2 separate regions of the Homo sapiens genome follow, and region 1 is linked to region 2. Evidence: chromatin contacts called from ENCODE Hi-C or POLR2A ChIA-PET data. All regions are on one chromosome and are shown on one strand. The core of a region is the stretch at or near the end of the contact, and the rest is flanking DNA. Distances in the headings are between cores, read along the strand shown. Region 1 holds the start of FEZ1 (fasciculation and elongation protein zeta 1). Region 2 overlaps FEZ1 (fasciculation and elongation protein zeta 1).

Region 1 (4,447 bases), core at 987-3,486, 45 kb before region 2:
ATATAGGACATCTATATGAGACATATATATGGGACATCTATATGAGACATACATGTGGGACATCTATATGAGACATACATGTGGGACATCTATATGAGACATACATGTGGGACATCTATATGAGACATACATGTGGGACATCTATATGAGACATACATGTGGGACATCTATATGAGACATACATGTGGGACATCTATATGAGACATACATGTGGGACATCTATATGAGACATATATGTGGGACATCTATATGAGACATATATGTGGGACATCTATATGAGACATATATGGGACATCTATATGAGACATATATATGGGACATCTATATGAGACGTATATATGGGACATCTATATGAGACATATATATGACATATATATGTGTGTGTGTATATATATACACACATACATACATATAGTGCCTTCTAATAAACCTGGAAGTACTTTACTCATATTCACTCCTTTAATCCCACAACAGGCCACAATAGAGTGGGGCACTATTATTTTCTTTCTTTTTTTTTTTTTTGAGTCGGAGTCTCGCTCTGTCACCCAGGCTGGAGTGCAGTGGCGCAATCTCGGCTCACTCCAAGCTCCGCCTCCTGGGTGCACGCCATTCTCAGCCTCCCGAGTAATTGGGACTACAGGCGCCCGCCACCACGCACAGCTGATTTTTTGTATTTTTGGTGGAGATGGGGTTTCACCGTGTTAGCCAGGATGGTCTCGATCTCCTGACCTCGTGATCCGCCCGCCTCGGCCTCCCAAAGTGCTGGGATTACAGGCGTGAGCCACCGCGCCCGGCGGGCACTATTATTTTCTTCATTTTACAGATGAGGAAATGAGCCACAGGGAAGTTAACTAACCCAAGGTCACAAAACTGGGCATGATCCCAAGAAAGGAGATCTAGGGATCTTTTAACCAGCTACTCTTTGTGATTTATTTATTTATTTATTTACTTTTGAGACAAGGTCTTGCTGTCGCCCAGGCTGGAGTGCAGCTTCAACCTCTTGGGCTCAAGCGATCCTCCCACCTCATCCTCCAGTGTAGCTGGGGCTACCAGGATGGGCTACCAGGATGGGCCCACCATGCCTGGCTAATTTTTTTTTTTTTATAGAGATGGGGTCTCACTATGTTGCCTAGGCTGGTCTTGAACTCCTGGCCTCAAGTGATCCTCCTGCCTCAGCTTTCCAACATGTTGGGATTATAGGTGTGAGCCACCGTGCCTGGCCTTATGATTTCTTACAGGAAGACATCCTCTGTCTATTGCTCCCACAAAGGCAAATAGGCCAACGCTTCTTCTCATCTCATTGGGACATTATTCCTGTTTCCATCCTTCTCATGGTTGAAATGTCTGTGGAATGAATGCATAAACGAGCAAAAGAGACGCTCCCTGCCCCTTCCAGTTGAAGTCCTCAGTTCAGCCCAGAGGTACTTTGCCATCAGACAAAAGTACTTGGGGTTCTCCAAGCCGACATGCTTTTTCCAGTGCCTTCCTTCGATAATTACAGTTCTTGTGCTCTTAGTTGTGTGTATTCGTGAATTATTAGATTTTTTATTGACAACTTCTATAAGCACAGGCCTATGCACAGTAGACAAGATAAATTAATAATTTTTCACAAGACTCCAGGGACCCTTCTCATTTCAGCCTCTTGAATTTTCCTGTATTATCTCAAGTCCTCCTGGGCCTGAAACCTTCTCACTCAGATTTTTCAGCTGGATCCAGCTCCCACCCAGCATCTTTGGGCGAGAAAAGCTCTCCTGCCGGCCTCCTCATTTTTGGCTTGAGGTCCGAACCCAGTTGGAGCTGGGAGACGTCGCTGGGCCTGCCCGCCTCAGCCTCCAGTAGAGGAGAATGGGAAACTCGGAAAGTCCAAAAGGGTCTTTGAGTGTGTCTGCCGGCATCCGCCAGCAGCCATCGCCTGCATTTTATCCAGAAACTAGTGTCAGGCTTTGCGAGGTATCCATATTGGTAGTTATTGCACGCTTTCATCTTGGAGTTTCTGAATATTCATGAGGGAAGCAGAAAGGCCAATGTTAAAGAGGAGAGAAACAGAAATGCATAAATATTAATAAAGGCAAGCCCACGTGCTCGGAGGAAGGCTATGAATGTTAACGAGGGGATGACGTCCAGCTCCCGCGCGTGCCAGTTGGGTGGGTGCCCGAGCGCGGGCGCGCCCCCGGAGCCCGGGCACGAGCGCGGGGAAGGGGTGGGGTGGAGGCGGGAGCGGAGCCGGGCGCCGCCGGAGCTGCGCGGGGAGCGCTCGCTGGCTGGCTGGCTGGCTGGCTCTCCGCTGCGCTGCGCTGCGCTCCGGCCGCTCCCGCGGCCCGTGGATGGGGGTGTCCGGCTGAGCCCCGGGATCCGCCTCCCTCCGCCAGGACCCGCACAGGTGCCGTCGCGGGGGTTGACTTTAGTTAGGACCCGACTCACTGCTGGGGGTGGGGTCTGGTGGGGGTGGTAAGGAGGCCCCGGGATTCTCTGACAGGACGGTCTGGGGTCGCCGCAGCTCCCCTCACCTGGTCCCATTCTGGGATTAGAAAGGAACAACGGGAGGCCGTCGCCTTCCTGCCCAGCCCTTCAGGGAGCGCAGCTGGGACGCCGCGCCAGGCCCTGGAGATGTGGGATGATGGGCACTTCCAGTATCATCTCAGCATCGGCCCTCCAGCCAGGCCTGGTGTGTGTGTGTGTGTGTGTGTGTGTGTGTGTGTGTCCGCGTGTGTGTGCCCGCGTGTGTGCGCGCGTGTGAAGGCAGGGCGGCGAGGTATGGGGGCTGGGGGAAGAAGGGAACGCCGCCCGATCGCGCTGGGGCAGTGGGTCGGTACCTCGTCCCGGGACCGTTATCTGGTCCAGTCACCGTAAACGCCCCAAGATCATCTTTGTCCCTAAAAACTTACCCCCGACCCCGCTCGTGCCCCTCCCCAGAGTGCGGAGCCTTCCCCAGACCGCGCATTCCTGCAGTGTCAGAACCGCTGGCAGCGGCCGCAGACGCCGGGAGAGCGATTGTTTTACTACAGACGGGCGGGAGAAGGGACCGGGGCGGCTGCGCGGTGGCGGGGCGCGCTGCCGTCGGGTGGGCCCCGGGCTCTGGAATGCGGGGAGCAGTGTTTGACGGCGTCGAGGAGGTATCACAGCCCGCTCTTCTTCCCTTTTGCCTATCCCTTCTCTCCTCGCCGCTAGGCATCCCCGACTCTCATCCCTCTCCCGTGTCCGGGCTTGTTTGGCCGGAAGGGCAGTGGAGTGTGTATGCGGCCTGCACGGGATGAGTCCGGCTTCCTCAGAGTGCCAGCCATTGTGCTGCCTGGAGGAGGCTTTCTTTACCCCACCGGACTGGGGGGAGGAGGGGGATCTGAGATGGAGGTGAATGGAGCAGCGGGAGGAGGGGGAGGGGAGCAAGCAGAACCGCGAAGGGGTTGCTGATCCATATGCAACGAAATACTTTTTCTGTCAAAATGTGCACAAACATGCACACTGGGTGGGTTCTGCGGAGGAGCAGTGGGAAATCTGAAGGTGGATCAGTGCAGGGTAGGTTTTAGGGACGGATATGGGGGACGAGGCACGGAATCAGTTGATCTATGGACCAAGTGATGGGAAGAAGGAGATGGAATGGGGCTTGTGTGGAGGTGCCGAGGCCCAGCGGGGTTAGCGTGGTGAAATCTCCACCGCTCCGCTCCACTCGGGTCAGCTCAGCAAAGCAGGGACTGAGCATTTGTACCGCAGCCCCGAGATGCAGCGAGTGCATCATTGTGCTGCAGGGAGACGTTTATGCGTTTCCTACTGGGTCTCTGTTAAGCCCCGTGAGTGTCTTTTCTTTTCCAAATTACACCATCTATTGGGAGTGAAAATAAATGGAATAGATTGTAGGACAATCAGACTATAGTCCTGCGCTCTGTTCTGTGGTAAAGAGAAAAAGAAAAGGCGACCCTCCCATGGTTCCTTCTTTCTGCCATTTTCATGTATGTACGTATTTATTTTTGATCTTGGAAGTCTAAAGGGAATAAGCTATCGCTTGTATTAATCCTACTTTAAGGAAAAGAAGGCTCCCAGATGAGCTATGAATGAGGATGGTGCAAGCTTGCCAGGATGGAAAATAAGGTTGTTTCAGACATTTTAGTTGAAGGATGAAAGCACTCCGTGAAGAGAGGAGGGCGAAAGAAAGTGGGCTAAAGGAAGGAAGGCAGGGTCACCATCTAAGGAAGTGCTGCCAACCCCAATCCACAGAGCCCTCCTGGAGGCTATAGTGGGGCCAGTCAGAACGCCTGACTCTCATCTGTGCCACAGCCTGAGGTCTTTCCACAAATGCTGGATTCAGTTTGGGTGTTGAGTGACTAGTTTCCCAGCACTGGCTTTCACTTTAACTTCATCTCCAGATGGTCATTCATGCAGCACTTCTTGGCTCTTGGATAATGAGTTGACAAAAAACAATCAGTCTATATTATGGACTGTTTCAAATGAGCAT
Region 2 (5,099 bases), core at 1,609-4,108:
TAAGAGTTCTTGAGACTCTGTTTATTCTTGCAAAGCTCAGGCTTCAATTCTGGCCTGTCTCTGTAAGCCAGTGTCTTACACTTACTGTCTAGTCACAGAACCCTGGGGCGTTATCTGGGACAGCCTGGTAGCTGAGAGGTCCCTGGGTGTGGTGACAGTGTAGCAAGAAGCATTTGCCCTTCTTGAGTCTCTCTCCCCCACAGCGCTTCAGCATGGAAGGCATCTCCAACATTCTGCAGAGTGGCATCCGCCAGACCTTTGGCTCCTCAGGAACTGACAAACAGGTACGCGTAGTCTCCCTGCTCCAAGCTCTCTTCCTAGACTCCTGCAGCTTGGCCTCCCCAGCAACGCAGGGGGACAGTGACTCACCAGAATTATCCCAGCATTTATTTAGGGGGTTAGGGGTCCTAACACTTTTTTCTCCTCTTAAGGAGGAACAGAGAATATCTTTTTAAAAGGCAAACTTTTTTTTTTTTTTTTTTTTTGAGCTCTAGTGTTCTAGGACATGGGCAAGACTTAAAACTCAACACTGCTTGTAGGTCTAAGAATTAAGTTGTTTTAAGGATGAAATGCATTAAGAGGGAGTCCATTTGATGATAGATCCCATCCTAGAGTTTAGTTAACTTTCCACCACACTGGATCACCTGCCAAGCCATTCCCACTAAGACTGCCTCTGCAGCTTCCCAGCTCTGGTTGGAACCCATGCTGTGGCTTTTTGTTGGCTCAGTAATTTCCCTGTGACATAGCTTGCATTTCTGGTTATTAAGACAGCATTCACAACTTTTATCAAGCGCCTGCTATGTGCTAAGCTCTGTTGTTAAGCCCTCAGGTGCAAAGGTGAAAAGTCCTGACCCCTGTCCTCATGGAGTGTATAATCTAATAGACATGGCTGGCACGTGAACAGAAAGTTTGAGATGGTGGAATGAGTGTACATGAAAGTGTATATGTTTTAAACATATTTGTAGCTGAATTCTAAGTGCTAGAATTCTAGAACTCTAGAATTCTAGAGAGTCTAGAGAAGGGGAAGAGATTTTAGCAGCATCGATCCCAGTCCTCTTGTTTTATGGCAGTGAGAACTATGGCCTGGAGATTCAAGGCATTTTTCCAAAGCCACACACACTGTCAGTGGCAAAGCCAAGACTAAAATGTGAGCTTCTGGCCGGGCGCGGTGGCTCACGCCTGTAATCCCAGCACTTTGGGAGGCCGAGGTGGGCAAATCACCCAAAGTCAGGAATTCGAGACCAGCCTGGCCAACATGGTGAAACCTCATCTCTACTAAAAATACAAAACTAGCCAGGTGTGGTGGCAGGCACCTGTAATCCCAGCTACTTGGGAGGCTGAGGCAGGAGAATCGCTTAAACCCGGGAGGTGGAGGTTGCAGTGAGCCGAGATCAAGCCACTGCACTCCAGCTTGGGTGACAGAGCGAGACTCTGTCTCAAAAAAAAAAAAAAAAGTGAGCTTCTTAGCTTTGATCTAGAGCTCTGGCACTCACCACCTCAGGCTTCCTTGAGACTCCTTTGACAGCCCACTAGGCCCTGATGCTGGTTTTGTTGTAGGAGCACCTGACATCCAGCAGAGGGAGCAAATCTGACATCAGAGACCCTGGGCGGGGTTGAGGTTCTCTTGCATATCTTTTTTGACAAAAGACAAACAATTCCTTCTCAAATTGCACTGCAAAGAATAAGAAAATATAATCCCCTTGGATTTATTCTCTGCTTTCAGTCTAAAGGAGAAAAAGCTCCCCAGGATTCCTAAATAACAGAGAAGTTTGTAGTGTAGGAAGAATCTAGAAGTTGGGATGGAGAGAAATGTGGGAAAGTCTTACTTTTAAAGAGACATTCCCTAAAGAGGGGTAAGAAGTTCTGAAACAGTGACGTACCAGTGACCATGAATGTTTCAGAGAAGGTCAGATTTGCAGTGTGTGTCTTAGAGAAAGGCTAAATCTCAACCCAGAGGAAGCATGTCTTCTGTCTCAAGCCCCCTGCATGCTGTTTGTCTTGCAGTATCTGAACACAGTCATTCCTTACGAGAAGAAAGCCTCTCCTCCCTCAGTGGAAGACCTGCAGATGCTGACAAACAGTGAGTTCCTCTTGTTCTCAGCCAGATCAGTGGCTCCTTTTTCTCCCTTCCTGCCTGTACGTTGTACCTCCGTGCCGCAGGCCCGAGACTCCTCAAAGCAGGTTTACATGGGCCAAAATACCCTCCAAATTACTGCGTCACATCCTCCCGCACAGTGTAAAATTAAAATACTCTGCAGTGATAACCAGAGCTGTTTTTTCTTTCTCCTGGTTCCCATAAGGGAAGAGGCCTGCTGGGGGAAAAAAAAATGAGCTGGTGAAAGAGGTTGGGGTGCTGGTGCAGGGGACTTTTTGTTTTCCCCTGCAGTTCCCAAGGCTTGGCATCCTCTGCCTCCCTGTTCTCTCTCTCCCTGCAACTTGAGGTTGCCTGGTCGGCACTTGTGCCCCTTGAAGCAGGGCGCCTGGTCTCTGGGTCTGGCTGTATTTTTAATGAGAAGCAAGGTTTCTTGGGTGGGGTAAGGCTGACTGGAAAAAATAGAGTCCAGCTTTCCTTCCAGGAAGTGACTGCCTCCTCTCCTCCACTTTGCTCTATTGTCAAATATTAATAAACATTCTGAACTATGAGGGAAAACAGTGTGTAACAAAGAGCCTTTTGTAGACAGTAACTGTTTATATACATCAAACAGTACGACCCCCAAAGGGCTGGGGGGCACATGGTGTTAGCCATCAGTGTCAGCTTGGCCCTCTTAGGACGAGAAAAATCCTAGGCTGAGATGTGGTGACAGGCCCAGAGGATCACGAGGGAAATTCCATTTCCTTGGCAACCGTGCCCTGCAGAGAGTGACAGCTAACGAGGCCCCGCCCACTGCAGCCTGTTCTGGAGGGAAGGGGCCAGTGCGGGGCTACTGGATACCCAAGGAGAGGGGAAGTTGAGCTTCTGTTCAGCTGAGGAGGATGGATACCTGCTGGGGCCTGGTGCTGAAGGTGACCAAACGTTTCATTTTTTGTCAATTTGGAGAGTGAAAGCAGGAGGTTCTGGCAAACAGAAATCCTGCCTACATCATGCCTGCATCAATAGACACTGTGTCCTTGAGAATCAGGAATTTTAAAATCAAAGTACAGTGACTTGTCCTTAACTCATTGTAAACTCCTTTATTTGCATAAATATGCACTAAGTTTCTTTTTTTTTAAGGGAGAAAATAGAGATGAACTGACATTTATAGATGTTTGTGTTTTCACACAAGTTACATTTGGAAAGTAATTTGGACAAATTATGAAGGTTGATATATGTAAAGTATTCTATCATAGCTCAAAAAAATAAATAGCTATTAATTTGTTGCAGATACCCATTCAGGAATTCAGTGTGAAATCTTTTCATTTTAATTAAGAAACAGACTTTTTTCTATTTTGAGTGGTTTTGTTTACATTTTTTAAGTTCATTAAAAAAATTATAGCTAGAGTATATCCATCATTTAGACTACTTTGGAAATAAGGAAAAGCAAACAAAGAAAAATAAATAACTCATTGTCTACTCCACTATGGTTACCATTTTGGTGCTTTTCAGACTTAATATTTTGTATCTTTTCTATATAGTTGAGATTATACTGGCTGTAAAATTTTGTGTCATGATTTTAGTCACATTAGTTAACACTTTGTTAATGTTCTTTTTATGGCTATCTCTTCTATCATGTGGATATACTACCTTCCAACATTTTATTGCTTTTAGAAAAAAAACCTGCCATCTTTTCTGAATACCAATTCTCCTGTAGGTTATGAAGCCTCTCTTTTTTGGCAGATCCTCATATGAATTTGTGAACAATGCCTCTTCTCTCTTCTACTCTTTGAACTAAGTACATAGGCCAAAGACCAGCTCCTGCGACTAGCCAATCCTTGTAAATTTTAGATTTTGGAGATTAATTTAGATACGTATTGGCAAGAGCAATTATTGTATTTTTACGTGATCTTCGTGGTGTGGCATTTAGTCTGCTTATGCTCAGTTGCAAAGTGTTCTTGACAACTAAGCTGAAATGAAGGCATGTCTAAAAATGCAGAAAAAAATAAAACAGGCCGAGTATGGTGGCTCACGCCTGTAATCCCAGCACTTTGGGAGGCCGAGGCGGGTGGATCACCTGAGGTCAGGAGTTTGAGACCAGCCTGGCCAACATGGTGAAACCCCCATCTCTACTAAAAATACAAAAAATTAGCCAGATGTGGTGGTGCACGCCTGTAATCCCAGCTACTTGGGAGGCTGAGGCAGGAGAATCGCTTGAACCCGGGAGGCGGAGGTTGCAGTGAGCTGAGATCGCACCACTGCACTCCAGCCTGGATGACAAGAGTGAAACTCCGTCTCAAAAAAAAAAAAAAACCCAGAAGAAACCAGGACCCCCTAGAATCCACTTAAGCTGAGATGAATACATGTCTAAAGATACAGAAGAAATAAAACAGAAACAAACCAACCCCTCAATGGCCTCAGGTTGAGTCTCTTTTTCTGGACCTGGCTGCTGACTCACGCCACCATTGGATTTTCTTCCTCACTCACTCCTAATTCTTGGATTCAAGTTTCATTACCCTGTCTTGAAACTAGTCAAGGTAATCAATCAAAGGAGGACAAGGATATCGAAATGAAGTGGCAATCCCACTGTTGCAGCTGCCTTCTGACCCTAGCTATCAGTGCCAGTTGATCTTTAGTGTTTTCTTGGCTTACAAAAGTAATACATGCTCATTGAGAAAAGCCAGACCCCACAGAAATGCAGCATAGAAAAGAACATCCCCTATTGTCTTACACTCAGAGATAACTACTTAACAGTTTCATGTATTATTGTTCTAGATTTTTTTTCTATGAACATTAGCATTTAATTATAAAGTTAATAAATGTTCTGTAACCTTTCTTCACTGATAACTATGTCTTGTACATATAGCTCTCTCTTATTTTTCTTTTCTTCCTCTTCTTCTTTTTTTTTTTTTTTTTTTTTTTTTTATAGAGACAAAGTCTTGCTATGTTGTCCAGGATGGTCTTTTTCTTGTTTTTGAGACAGAGTCTCACTCTGTTGCCCAGGTTGGAGTGCAGTGGCATGATCACA

What was found. A loop is a pair of places that touch in the nucleus more often than their neighbours do. ChIA-PET counts read pairs that join two places held with the same protein, here RNA polymerase II (POLR2A). Pooled maps may share reads with other maps.
Region 1: a loop to region 2 is called in a map of dorsolateral prefrontal cortex, with 4 times the contacts of the local background. The contact joins the promoter of FEZ1 here to the enhancer-like site in region 2. A Hi-C loop is called at or near these places in 8 of 168 maps with a recorded cell type or tissue (Right ventricle myocardium inferior, aorta, ascending aorta and 3 more) and 9 of 50 pooled maps. POLR2A ChIA-PET finds 5 or more read pairs at or near these places in 5 of 52 experiments (HEK293, OCI-LY7, T-cell and 1 more).

Annotation. Positions count from the first base shown.
Region 1 is chr11:125,494,054-125,498,500 of GRCh38, reverse strand. It overlaps FEZ1 (fasciculation and elongation protein zeta 1), which reads left to right and starts at 2,236. Exons shown (of 10, transcript NM_005103.5): 1 at 2,236-2,380. LOC403312 (putative uncharacterized protein MGC39545) reads right to left here and starts at 3,287. Exons shown (of 2, transcript NR_164146.1): 1 at 2,886-3,287; 2 at 1-1,993. RefSeq lists a silencer at 2,049-2,298 and enhancers at 2,173-2,674, 2,675-3,178, 3,681-4,184.
Region 2 is chr11:125,449,315-125,454,413 of GRCh38, reverse strand. FEZ1 (fasciculation and elongation protein zeta 1) reads left to right here. Exons shown (of 10, transcript NM_005103.5): 7 at 204-284; 8 at 2,005-2,080. Among named protein-coding and RNA genes, the nearest start is that of FEZ1, 44 kb to the left of the region's middle. RefSeq lists an enhancer at 2,883-3,002 and a silencer at 4,487-4,781. Within about 2 kb of position 2,858, at least 13 of the 41 ENCODE cell types and tissues checked have a DNase peak (open chromatin) inside an H3K27ac peak, as active enhancers do; they include ascending aorta and dorsolateral prefrontal cortex, where a contact is called at or near this core.